Regions from separate parts of the Homo sapiens genome. Here region 1 is linked to region 2. Evidence: chromatin contacts called from ENCODE Hi-C data. All regions are on one chromosome and are shown on one strand. Each heading gives the region's core, a stretch centred on a gene start or an enhancer-like site at or near the end of the contact. The rest is flanking DNA. Distances are from core to core; before and after follow the strand shown. Region 1 has its middle 400 kb from the start of QKI. Region 2 has its middle 170 kb from the start of QKI.

The links. Hi-C counts contacts between places; a loop is a spot of excess contacts on that map. Pooled maps may share reads with other maps.
Region 1: a map of gastrocnemius medialis shows a loop between it and region 2 (3-fold over the local background). The contact joins two enhancer-like sites. A Hi-C loop is called at or near these places in 3 of 168 maps with a recorded cell type or tissue (MCF 10A, gastrocnemius medialis and psoas muscle) and 2 of 50 pooled maps.

What each region holds. Positions count from the first base shown.
Region 1 is chr6:163,809,555-163,816,637 of GRCh38, forward strand. No RefSeq gene overlaps it. Among named protein-coding and RNA genes, the nearest start is that of QKI, 400 kb to the left of the region's middle. RefSeq lists an enhancer at 5,476-5,525. Within about 2 kb of position 5,249, at least 3 of the 41 ENCODE cell types and tissues checked have a DNase peak (open chromatin) inside an H3K27ac peak, as active enhancers do; they include gastrocnemius medialis and psoas muscle, where a contact is called at or near this core.
Region 2 is chr6:163,582,897-163,589,492 of GRCh38, forward strand. No RefSeq gene overlaps it. Among named protein-coding and RNA genes, the nearest start is that of QKI, 170 kb to the left of the region's middle. RefSeq lists an enhancer at 4,536-5,735. Within about 2 kb of position 3,120, at least 9 of the 41 ENCODE cell types and tissues checked have a DNase peak (open chromatin) inside an H3K27ac peak, as active enhancers do; they include gastrocnemius medialis and psoas muscle, where a contact is called at or near this core.

The DNA of each region.
Region 1 (7,083 bases), core at 3,999-6,498, 230 kb after region 2:
TTTTGAATTATTTGAGGGATGGTCCGTCATGGCAACAAAGGCTCGCTCTGCAGCGCAGTCTCCAGTAGAGCTGTGGACAGCTCATGCAGTTTTTGGACATGTAAATCATATAAATAGTTAAATACACAAGTTGAGATGCATTTGGTCAAATAAGGTTCTTTCTGAGCCCTAAGTGTTTGTAGAAAAAGCAGCAGTTCCTATTTATGGTTTGTGACCATTTGTTTCCCTACATGGTATTAAAAGGAATTATTTGTGTACAGACACTATATAATATGGGTGAATTGCACTGGGTGCTCACTTGAGATGTGTGTGTGTATATATATAATTTTTCATCTTTTTTTGTTTTACAAAAATTGCCCATTAGCTAGAATTACAGCTAGAATTACAGTTAGATTTAGAAGACTTCTCATGATTCCAGTCTGAAACATCAAGCCTCTTCATTTTAAAATTCAATTGAGAAGAGTGGTCAATTTAGAGATTAAAATGGATTCCAGCCATAAGGGGCCAGTTAAGTTCTTTAAATCAATTAAATCAATTAATAATCAATAGATATGTGTGTGTGTGTGTGTGTGTGTGTATATGTATCTCCCTTGAGATATGTGTGTGTGTGTGTATATATATATATTTAATTCACCATTGCTGCCTTGAAACCTTGATATTTTGATGCAGGTGGCCTATGATTAAAATTAGAATAGCAACAGACATCCATTGCCAGTCCAGGCCCAATTGTCTGGGAGTGTGTGTGTGAGAATATGTCATAGAGTTTTAATGGAGAGTAAGGAGGTTTGGGACTCAAAGAAATGGTTAGTCCCAGTTTTTAAAGCTAGTATAAGAATTTATATGATGACGGTGTGTATATGCATGTGTCCATGTCTGTGTGCGTCTCACACACACACACACACACGCAACCCGAGTGATTTGTTGTTTTGTGTGCTGTTGTGCCGGCAGGCAATGCTGTCCGTGCTCTACTCAACAGTCTGCTTTCCTCCAAAGCTGAAACCCTAGAGCAGTTGATCTAATGTGTCTTGCACTAGGGCAGGCATTTATGAGGATGTGGAGCGACACATTTGCTGTCATGGCTTTCTCATGTGTATTTATCACCACCTCATTACTGAGGTGCTCAGAGTTAAATCTCAAGAGCAGAGTAGAATCCAGAACATGGTATTTAAACCAGAGGATCAACCTGGTTGGTTGTCCTTAATTCTTGGAATTTAAGCAAGAGAAAGAATTTTAAATGAGAAAAAGGACAAAGGGCTTTAACACCATTTAAGAGAATGGGGATTCTGACATTTGGGTTCCTATTGTACATTAAACTTTCTCCATTACTGCCTTGGGGAAATGGAAATTGCTGTAATTGGGGGTAATAGATACAATAAAGTGTGCAAATTTTACCCAACACATAAACAAACAAAGCCATTATGGTAATTCAAGTCTACATTTTATTTTCCTATTCTCTGCATTCCTGAATAAAAGCAAGGAGTTGCCCCATGACTTTGACATTTAATATTAGGCTGATCTTTTCAGGCCATTTTCTTCCCACATATCTATACACACACACACACACACACACACACACACACACACACTTTTTTGTATTATTCTGCAGTCCTCACAGTCATAGTTAAAGGTTTGGGATGGAGTCCCAGAGCTATGCTAGTTCAAGCCCCTGCCTCAAGCAATGCTAGCCAGCTGAATCGTAAAGATGGCAATAAATCCTATTAGTGCAGATTTCAAGGACTTATAACTTCTCTTGGTGGCCTGTGTTTGCATTTAATCATTTAGACAAGCATTTTTCTAATAGCTGAGCAAATTTTCTTTGTATTTGATGCAGAGGTACATTATTTAGGGTCTTTATTTAAACATAATTAATTGAAATAAATTTTACTTTGAGGAATAGTAGTTCTCAGAATTCTTCAGCTTGCCTGCAGATAAGCTTGGTAGACTGCAGCTGCTACATGGAGCCCGGCTGCCCCTAGCAGTACATGACCTTGCCATCTTTGCCAGGCATATTTCTGCTGTAGCCTCCAGTTTCTTACAGAAATAAGACTGCATTATATGTTTTATTGGTTTATTCTTTTAGTGTTGTGTCTTGAATCTTTAGTTCTCTTATTATTTTTTCTCTGTCTTTTTAATATTTGCTTAGTTCAGTCCTTGGCAAAAAAAAAAAAAGCCATTCAATAAATATTTGTGGAATGGAAAAATGAGTATACCTCAGATGTTTTGCTGAAATAGAGTTATATTACTTTAGGGTATATCAGATAGGTTCCTTTGCTGTAGGACCTTTCAGAGTCTAAAATGTTATGTATCTTGTGTGGATAAAAGGGAGATAGAATTTTGTGAAGTTTGTTTTCTCTGAATATAATTGGTTCTTAAAATGGTGTGTGATGGTTGATTTTATGTGTCAACTTGAGTGGGCTAAGGGTTGCCCACATAGCTGGTAAAACATGATTTCTAGGTGGGTCTGCAAGGATGTTTCCAAAAGAGATCAGCATTTGAATCAGTAGACTGAATAAAGACCACCCTCTTCAATGTGAAGGGCATCACACATTGCAAATGGCCTGGATAAAACGGGCCAGGCATTCCACTTGGCTGAGTTATACCACTGACTTCCTGGTTCTCCAGCTTGCAGTTGGGATATGGTGGGACTTCTCTGCCTCCACAATCATGTGGGCCAATTCCCCACAATAAATCCCCTCTTATATATATCCTCTAAATATATCCTATTGGTCCTTTCTCTCTGGAGAACCCTGACTAACACAGAGTGCTTGGCATATAGTAATGAGTGTGTGTGTGTGTTGTTATTTATATTGTTATTATTGTTTTTGTTACTGCATTTGTCTTTGCAACCCTTTTTCATGGGATTTCTTAGTACTAGAGTTTCAGTAGAACACACTTTTGGGAAAGGCTAACATATTCTCATCCTATGTTAGGAAGATTCATTGATTTATATTACATTAATGTGTAATAATTCACTGGGGCTTGTCTGACGTTTATCATTGTGTTATCTATAACAATGCAGTTTGTTAGGAAATCAATTTGACAAAACAAACTTCAAGGGGAATGCTTAATTTCAAGTGAACGAAGTCCTCAGAACACGCACAAGCACTTTTGAAGCACCGATTTATTTTCTTATAAGTGTTGATGAGCCAGTGACTTCTAAGAAGACCATCTTGGACCTGTTCCTGGCAACATTTTATGATTTTGTTTCATTTTATGTGTTTTCAATTAAAGACACTGCATTTGTCATCTTTCCTTGTCAGTCAGAACTAGTTGCTGATTAGTTAGATGCAGCACTCTAGAATGTTTCTTTGTACACTGACTTGTGTCAGTGACATATCACTGACATGTTTTTATTGATGTCCCCACCCAAATTTCATGTTGAACTGTAATCCCCAGTGTTGGAGGTGGGGCCTGGTGGGAGGTGTTTGGATCCTGGGAAATTTCGCCCTTGGTTGTGATGGTGAGTTCTTGTGAGATCTGGTTGTTGAAAAGGGAAGCAGCTCCTCCCCAACTCTTTCTCCTACTCCTGCCATGTAAGACACCTGTTCCCCCTTTGCCTTCTGTCATGAGTAAAAGCTCATGAGGCCTCCCCAGACGCAGAAGCCACTATGCTTCCTGTACAGCCTGCAGAATCACGAGCCAATTAAACCTCTCTTCTTTATAAATTACCCAGTCTTAGATATTTCTTTATAGCAATGCAAAAATGGACTAATACAGTCAGGATGAAATTCCATCATGGTTTTAGAGCTGATTTATCATGTTTATCAAGGTCCCTTTGGATTATTTCTGTGTTCTAAGATGTGGCGAGCTTATTGTCTTCTGTAAGCATGGTGGCTACCATCCATTCAGATAAGAGTTCGTGGTGAGAGTGATCAGTTGCCTTCCTTCCTTCACTCCACTGAATGTCATTACTTGCAGTATCCCTATGGTTTTACAGGAGGCTTAATTGTGCCTTAAAATTGCCTTTCCCTTTTGCTTCCAAAATTAACATCCTTACTGAAGCATGGGTAGATTGTGCCCCTTGCTTAACCAGTCTCTCTGAGGCCTGTCATTGTCAAAGAAGAAGCTAGAATGCATCTGTCAGGACTTTGTTACTTGCATTTACAAAGGAACTCTTATTTGGAATAAATTCTGAGCATCAGACTTTCATTGACGGGGCCGGGTGAGGTGGCTCATGCCTGTAATCCCAGCACTTTTGGAGGCCAAGGTGGGAAGATTGCTTGAGGTCAGGAGTTGAGACCAGCCTGGCCAACATGATGAAACGCTGTCTCTACTAAAAATACAAAAATAAGCCAGGTGTGGTGGCTCACAACTGTAATCCAGCTACTCGGGAGGCTGAGGCTGGAGAATTGTTGGGACTCGGGAGGCAGAGGTTGCAGTGAGCTGAGATCGCACCACTACACTCTGGCTTGGGCAACAAAGCGAGACTCCATCTCAAAAAACAAACAACAACAACAACAAAAAACACACAACCCCCCACCCCCCAAAAAAAACCCAAAAAACTTTCATTGACTGGTCTGCAGTTACCAAGGTAGTTCTCCGCCCCCACTTTCCTCCCTTCCCCACCACTTTCTCTTTCTTCTCTTTCTTCTTTTCTGTTTTCTTTCTACCCTCTCTTCCTTCCTTCCTTGCTACCTAACTTCCCTCCCTTTTCCTGTGAGTACTCTGTCTATTTCCAGCCCTCAGGGACTTTCCTTGTCTTCCATGTCAAGTATAACAGTGGCAGATCTTCAGTAGCTCTTGCCGATTTGCCAACAGGATGTGAAACTTTCTAGCTGGCCTCTGCTGTGCTCACCAACCTGGCCAGAAGGGACAGCTTTTTATACTCTGGGTTTATGTCTCGAAGCCCCAAGAAAAATTAGAAATTCATAAACACATGATAAGTAGAATTTTATCACTGATTTTTCTGTTGTCAAATTTGAACAACTGATTTAAAGTTCAGTTTATTATAGCTTGAGAGGAGTTGGAAAAGCATTCGAGACAAATATTTTTGGGCTCAGAACACGTGTGAGGTCACTTTGCCCTCGTAGAAGTCTCCTAGTGGTGATGTTGAATGGTGATACGAGATGGAAATCTGGAGTCTATTCCTGGAACCTCCTCTGACTCATCCCGTTATCCGGGGACGATTATTTCATCATTACTCTTGCATCTGAAGGATGTGGATGTATATTAATGCTCTAACCTTCACGCATCCTTGAATCCTGAGTAGTCTGCTGGAGTCTGTCCTGCAGCAGCTTCCTGGAAGAGTGGCCAGCCCGCTGCGTGGAGGGACTTGGAGGGGTCAAGGTCTCAGCAGCAGGGCCTGGGGTGACTGCAGAGGCCAGAGATGCTCTTCAGGCTGTGCCTGAGGCATGGAACGGTCTGCAATGCCTCCTGAGCTTAGGTCTGGGCATGTGCCAAGTGACTAATCGTATGATTTTTATAACAGTTTAGAGGTTCTAAGGACATATGCATGTTAAAACCTTTACAAGATAATAGTTTCCTTTGATTTAAAGAAATATTGGTGTGGGGGAGCTGGCAAGAGGGAGAGGAAGGAACCACAGAAGCCCTTTCTAGACAGACCATCAGTGACAGAAGACTAGTACACACGCTCAGATATTTGAGATCAGCCAAGCGAAGCATGACTGAATTTCCTGATGCAAAGTTCTGGTGTTTTGTTAGGGGTAGCTTTTTGCATTCGGTATGAGTCTGGCTGTGTTGAACCCTGCGGATGAGAATACTGGCAGTCACTGCAGAGGCAATGAGGAGAGGGCTCTTTGGAAACATTCAACATGTAAGGAATGTGGTCCCCCACTTCCGCAGGTCCCCCACATTCCTTCCAACATTTAAGTGGAAGGGGTGGGGACAGGCCAGTGGCCATTTGTCCTGTCGCATATGACCCTTTGACAGTGAGTGGCCTCTGTGTTATGTAGCATGTTTACAACTAAAACACTAAATGATGGTGATAGAAAATACCAGAATGTAATGTAACTTCAAGATATATGAGCAGACCGTACACCATTGATTCTATGGAATGAACAATCTTATGATGCTTAAAAAAAGTTCATGATTTTAAAATGGCTCTTTATCTTTCTATTTAATCTGTTTGATTAAAAATGAAAGAGAGGGATAAAATAACGATTTGTTATTTTTCTTGTATTTTGAGAAGAAATGATAGAGCATAAGTCTGGAACTGAATCCTTATTGAAGGGATAAGGAGAGAGGATTCATCTCCAGGGTCCAAGTACTTATTCTCAGCAAATGATGTATTATAATTAAGCACTAATCTAAGAGGACCTAGAGTTCACAATGATTTCCCCAATTAATTCTGATTAGCATGTGAAGACAATAAGGGCAGGAATCATTATCCCACTCACCCAGCACAGAGAGGCTGCTCTCCGCCCAAGTCACACAGTGTCACCCATGAACCTTCCCCAGGCTCTCTGTGCTGCCTCCTTCTCCAGCAGCCATCAGTGCTTGAAGAAATGCAAAGACTGGTGGTTCCCGCTTGGGGAAGTGGTTCACCTTGCACAAGGTGGATAGTAGAACTGAGAAATGGACAGTGCCAGAAATCCCTAGAAATCTTTGTTGTTCCTTCTTTCTGATGCCTTGTCTTGGAGGTTTAATAACAGTGGCTGATATTTGTTGAAGTCTCACTGTGTACAAGTGCTTGGAAACACACAGTATATACATCCAAGTCACATAGTCCTACGACACTGGCATTGAAAGTCCATGTGGTTGGTATACATCCTAGCAGGTACATGTGGGGACTAGGAAACAGACCACTTGGATTCAAATTCCAGCTCCATCATCTGTGAGCTGTGTGACCTTGGACATGTTTCTTAACCTCTCGGAGTCCTAGGTCCTCATCTCTAAAATGGGGATAATAGGAGTTTTCTGTCTCATAGGGCTGTTATAATGATAAAATTATATGACAAACATCAAGGGCTTAGCTTACTATTTGGCATTCAGTAACTGTTTCTAATATGAACTAATAGTATGCCTCTTACTGAGCTTCCAAGTATGAGTTCAGAGATGAACAAGACTGCAATTCTGGCACCCTGACAGCTCAGCCAGCTTCTCTTCTGGGGCGGGGAGGGGGGG
Region 2 (6,596 bases), core at 1,870-4,369:
GATCAAAAGCCCTTAGAAGTGAAAGCAGTTTTGTTGATCATAAGAACTAACACTCTGTTGATTACAGATGAGAAATCAGATGCCCAGAGAGATATATCGGGAAATGATATCCATAAGTTCGTATACGTGGTTGACAGATTGGGAATAGAATCTCCTGTGTCAAACCCTTGCCACATGCTGAGAGTTGGCATCCTCTCAGCAGAACCTTCTACACGGAAAGGCATGGTTTTCTTCCTGGGCTCTGGATTCATTAACTTGTGGCTCTCTACTGTACTAACACCTCCGCACTTTATAACTGTTTCAGGCGGTATTTGCTAAAAGAAAGAAAAAACACTGCAAACAAAAAGGCACCTTTCCAGGCCAGGCGCGGTGGCTCATGCCTGTAATCCCAGCACTTTGGGAGGCCGAGGTGGGTGGATCACGAGGTCAGGAATTCAACATCAGCCTGGCCAAGATGGTGAAACCCCGTCTCTACTAAAAATACAAAAATTAGCTGAGCGTAGTGGTGGGCACCTGTAATCCCAGCTACTCGGGAGGCTGAGGCAGGTGAATCGCTTGAACCTGGGAGGCAGAGGTTGCAGTGAGTCGAGATCGTGCCACTGCACTCCAGCCTGGGAGACAGAGCGAGACTCCGTCTCAAAAAAAAAGGCACCTTTCCAAAAATGTGTCTTTTGGAATTCCACTATTTTGGAGGTCACACAGAAAGTGTCCGGCCTCAGAAGGGTGAAGTGGGAGCTCGCTCTTCCCGTTTCTCAAATGTGCTTGGCCTGGGAGAGGTGCCTGATAAATAGCATCTGAGTGAGTGATGGGCCTGCCTGAACTTCCGTCACTTCCTGTCAATTACTGCGATGGCCACACCCACATTCCCACCTCTGGTCCCAAGTCCATTCATCTTCATGCTTTCCGCAAACTCTTGCACAACTGACAAAATTCCCTCCATCATTGTATGACCCTGCCAAATGCCATATCCATTCTTTTTTCTCCACAAAGGAGAAAGGTAAGGAGAAGAAAGGGGTACATTGAGAGGCCTGGCTCCTGCCAAAACTCGGGGTCAGGTGGGCTCCCCACAAGAGGGCTTCCCAGAGGTTTTCCAATCATGGTACACTTGCAGAATCATATTTGAATGGGTGACTGGGGTCAACTGATGAGGCTGCTCATAGCTGGAGGCAGCCGCTCAGGGCTTAGCAGCAGACTGAACATTTCAGATGCATTTGGAATCCATTCCCTTCGTGCCAGAGCTGGGGAATGGGACAGCAGGACCCCCGCCACTCTGTGGAAAGGTAGCATCAGAGGTGACTGCACCAAAGTTGAATATAGTTGTAAAGCTGGGATTGTTCCCTATTACTGTATAGAACAATATGACAAATGTCACGTATTTCATTACTTAAGATTACAAACTATTTTAGTGACTAGGAAGTGATGCTAATCTATATCTTTTTTCTATCAAGACATAAGGTACTATCTACGAGATGTGAGTTTTAGTCTTCTTGGTATCCAACGTGTAAGTTCCATTCATAAATCATCATTCACCTACTTAATGACTCATAGCAGTAGAACATTTTATCAAGAGTTGACCTCTGGAAAATCATTTTACACCACTGTACACATTGATGAGAAAGCTATAGCGTACTGAAGATTTAGAACATTCTGAGTGTAGTAAGACGAGTGTTTTTTCTCCCTTTGACTGGCAGTGATAATGTTCACGTTATCAGGTATTTGAAGGACTATTTGGGTCAACTAATTATTTGATCCCTACCTACTACAAATCTCCTTTTCAAGGGATATGGATTATGGATTGGAGATTTCCACTTGGTATCAATGATGCTGAAATAACTAGGGTTTTTTTTTTCTTTTTTCCCTAGTAACTTCATTTACCATTGAATTTTGTGGGATTTCAGTTTATTTGAAGCTAGCATTATCTGATTCTCTTCCCGCAGAACTTAGTTCCCTATGGATTATATGACCTGGCATAGTAATCAGGGGGGTTCTTATTTCACTCTATTCAATGTTCTGTCGACTGACAATTTATTTAGTCCTAGTGGAGGCATTCATACTAATGCTTTCATCACACAACTGTGACTCTGCTGGGCCTGTGCACTTTAAAATCCAACTTACATCCAACGTGGGTTTCTCCAAATGGTGTAGCGGCTATCTAAACATAACTGAAATTTCTACTATTAGAACACTATATCACATCTAAATTGAGGCTTAGACCACAAACTTTTGTTTATTTAACCCAAAAATCATTCATAACAATAATTACTAGGGAATACAAATGCCTGTTCTCTAAAACAAAATTTAAAAACCATCTTACTGCTAATATTTGAAATTACTTACAGAATACTAAAAAAGCACACTACCAAATACGTGTCTCACAATTTTTGCCTTAAAAAGTTTTCGGGCTTCTAGTGGGAGTCCTACAGTTGTTTTAACAACAACAAAAATCAATTGATCTTGACTTGCTTTCATTGATAAATCTTTGAAAAGTATAGACTTAGATTAGGACTGAGAGAATTGAAATACAGTGGCCCCTTCTTATATATAGGGGATACATTTTCAGACTCCCAGTGGATGACTGAAACCATAGATAGCACAGAACCTGATTACGTTATGTTTTTTCTTTTTTCTATTTTGAGACAGAGTCTCACTGCTGGTGCAATCTCGGCTCACTGCAACCTCCACCTCCCGAATTCAAGCAATTCTCCTGCCTCAGACCCCCAAATAGCTGGGATTACAGGCATGTGCCACCACGCCCAGCTAATTTTTTGTATTTTTAGTAGAGACAGGGTTTCACCATGTTGGCCAGGCTGGTCTCGAACTCCTGTCCTCAAGTGATCCACCCGCCTCGGCCTCCCAAAGTGCTGGAATTACAAGCATGAGCCACCACACCCCGGCAATGTTTTTTCTTATATATTTGTACCTATGATAAGCTTTCACTTTTTCACTTAAAGGCAGCACTTACAATTCTCTTTGTCCCGTCTGAATTGCAAGCATCACTGCTCTTGCGCTTTGGGTCCATTATAAGTAAAATAAGGATGACTTGAACACAGGAAGTTAATCTGATAACTAAGACGGCTGCCAAGTGACTGCTGGGGGCCGGGGAGGTGTCTACAGCAAGGATATGCTGGACAGAGGGATGACTCATGTCCCAGGCGGAAAGGCACAAGATTTCATCACACTACTCAGAATAGCTTGAAATTTAAAACTTAAGAAAGGTTTATTTCTGGAACTGTCCATTTAATATTTTTCTAACATAGTTGACCTTAGGTAACCGAAACTTCAGAAAGGGAAATGTGAATAAGGGGGCACTATTGTAATCTAGCTTTAACCACTTTTCAGTAATCAAGAGGTGCACAGTATAGATTGAATGTGCATCACTCAGCACAAGGCGTCTAGTGAGAAACTGCAATGATGATGTCGATGACTTTACTGCGTGTGCTCTCCTGGGAATGATGGTCTTGGTTATCACTCAGAAACACTAGCAAACGGGGAAGTGAGGATCTTTAAGAAAAGCTGATTCTCACAATTCCTCTGGGGAGGTTTGTACCATGACTTAGAATCCTATCTCCCTATATATGATGTTTGGTTTTCTCCTCTACCTAGGAAGGGGAGAAGTACTTGAAGTTATCTTCTTGAGTTCTCAATTCCTAAGTCATACTTGGTAGTGTGATTTTGGCCATCAGTGTATGATTTTAAGTATTAGGAATAAGGCCCCACCACCACCCCAACACACTTTTAAATAATAAGACGTTCAGGCCAGGCATGGTGGCTCACGCCTGTAATCCCAGGCACTTTGGGAGGCCTGGCCTCACTTGAGGCCAGGAGTTCGAGACTAGCCTGGCCAACATGGCGAAACCCCATCTCTACTAAAAATACAAAAACTAACAAGGCATGGTGGTGGACGCCTGTAATCCCAGCTACTTGGGAGGCTGAGGCAGGAGAATCGCCTGAACCCGGGAGGCGGAGGTTGCAGTGAGCCAAGATCACGCCACTACACTCCAGCCTGGGCAACAGAGCAAAATTCCGCCAAAAAAACACAAAACAAACGAACAAAAACCAGGAGCTTGCCGTCTAGGCAGCAGCCCACAGAGCAGTAGCTCCCACACTCCAAGCCCCAGACCTGCCTGGAAAGACCTGGGAATAGACCTTGAAGATCTGAGGGTTTACCCTAGTGTGAAACCCCGTTCTGTGCCTGGCCACAGTTATGTCTGGAGGCCAGTGTGGCCAAATAGTAACATTTTAACCACAGGGAGTACAGACAGAAAGGGAGGCTTTCCCTCTGTGCGCCCCCCGGCTGCCCTTTCTCCTGTCCAGCAGAACAGGTTTGAGCTTTTATCATTATTCCAAAAAAATTAATATTTTTGAAGAAGTAGGAAAGTACTTGTACTTGTGAAACACTCAGAATTTCCAATTAGAAAGGCACATATTTAAGGTGCTGCATAAATTTTCTCATGTATCCATATTTCTCTGTCAGCATAACGCAGGCTCTCTGGAATATGGCTGCTTTCTCACTCTGGAGATTTTAGACAGGTAACTTCAACCTGAAACCTCAGGTCTCTCATCTATAAAATGGGGATAAAGTACCTATGTCACAGGGCTCCTAAGAGGGTCAACTGAGCTAATTAACGTAAACCTCTTAGCACATTGCCTGGAACTGGTGTGTGTTCAGTGAGTATGTGTCATTATTTTCCTCTATTGTTTCCTGTTGCTAAATTAAGAATGTGTATTTAGTCAAGGCACGGTGGTTCACGCCTGTAATCCAGCACTTCGGGAGACTGAGGCGGGTGGATCACTTGAGGTCAGGAGTTTGAGACCAGCCTGGCCAACATGGTGAAACCCAGTCTCTACTAAAAATACAAAAATTAGCTAGGCATGGTGGCATGCACCAGGAATCCCAGCTACTGAGGAGGCTGAGGCAGGAGAATTGGTTGAACCCAGGAGGTGGAGGTTGCAATGGGCCAACATCGTGCCACTGCACTCCAGCCTGGATGACAGAGTGAGACACTGTCTTAAAAAAAAGGGGGGGCGTATTTAATCTACCTGGAGTCATTGGGAAGTGAGTCATTTCCTGTCCTCTTTATAGCCTTGAAGATTTCATATGTCTTCTTAAGAAACTCATGTACTTTGGGGTGCCCATGTTACATGGTGAGTAAGATATTTTACACATTTTTGTACGATTAAAATAATGTGTGTACTTTATAAATAAGCTGTAGTTTTCCAGCAAAATCTAGCTAAACTCCTACCACAAATGTAACAGGCATATAAAATTGTGATTACCTAAAAAGTCACTACTATGCAATGATATTTAAACCTTATATGTCCTCATATTAAATTCTGCTTTGTACATTGAACTGCAGTTTATGTGACCTGAATATTTATTTCAAAGATAAACAGTACCTACACATTGCTCCAAGGGTTAGATTAGGGTGTTTATTCCCAGGCATTTTTTTCTGTTGTATTCGGATGAGACACAGACACGTCAGACAATTTCATCAGTAATGAACAGGAAACACACCAGATGCCAGCCTCGTGCCAAAGACTCCAACTGATCACCAAGGAACATCTGCCAAAATGCTTTTTAAACTCTTGGAGCACAGCTGTGTCTGTGCGCCCTGCTCCCTCGGTTAAGCTTCCGCTGGCATGACCTGCAATGACCGGCGGGTCCTGATGTGCTTTTTCCCTGATGGTAAAACTTTTGAAAGTTTTTTCTTATGTCCCTGTGTCCCTGCGAAGCCCTTGAGTCAGGCCACCTGCAAGGGAAAACCTTGACCGATTCACAAGGACACATTCGTCGCTTTCTCAGGACGTGACTGGCGCCACCCTTATTCTCTACGGTCACACTGGTGTGCGGCCCACAGAGAGCCCTCTCTTGAGAAATGGGCACGATGACTTAGAAGGCTTGGCGGGCCACTCGTCCCTTTAAATTGAGGGCGCATGTAGAGTAAGCAATCTCATCTGAACGCCACCCGCTTGGCAGGCTTTTCCTCACCCCCTTATTGTAAGGCACCTTTTGCTTTACTATTTCCCCGGGGCGCAGGCCGGGATGCAGACAGAGGCTGGCTGTAGTCTTTGAAAGCACCATTGACTTGGTTTCGGGGGCGACCGCACACAGGGCACCAAGACCCTGTTGAAGGGATTAGGTCTTAGGTTGCCTTGTGCCCACAGTTTTGCTTTGCAAGGAGTCTAGCGCCTCTGAAGAATGTGACAGAAAATGTAGTACTAACAATAATACTCCCTGGAATTGCACATGGGCCTGCTTCTTTAACAGAAGAGAAAGGAGTAAGGATGAGGAGAGAGCCAAGGAGTAAGGGTGAACAGAAGACAAGAATTGAGATTTGGCCCCTGGGAGAGTCAGAGGAGAATTCAGTGAGAAGACTGGGAAGATGAATAGACCAAACAAACAATCCTCCTAACTGGGCAGCTGGAGGAAAATAAGGAGGAGGTAAAATTGCTGGTGTCAGTTTTTTTACACGTAAACTTACATTCTTGGGCTTTATATAGTATACTTTTTTAGTTGAACGAATGCTATAAATACGCATTTTTTTGTTTGAGTAGATTAGAATGCTTGTCACAAAGAGCCTTGTAATTGGCATTGT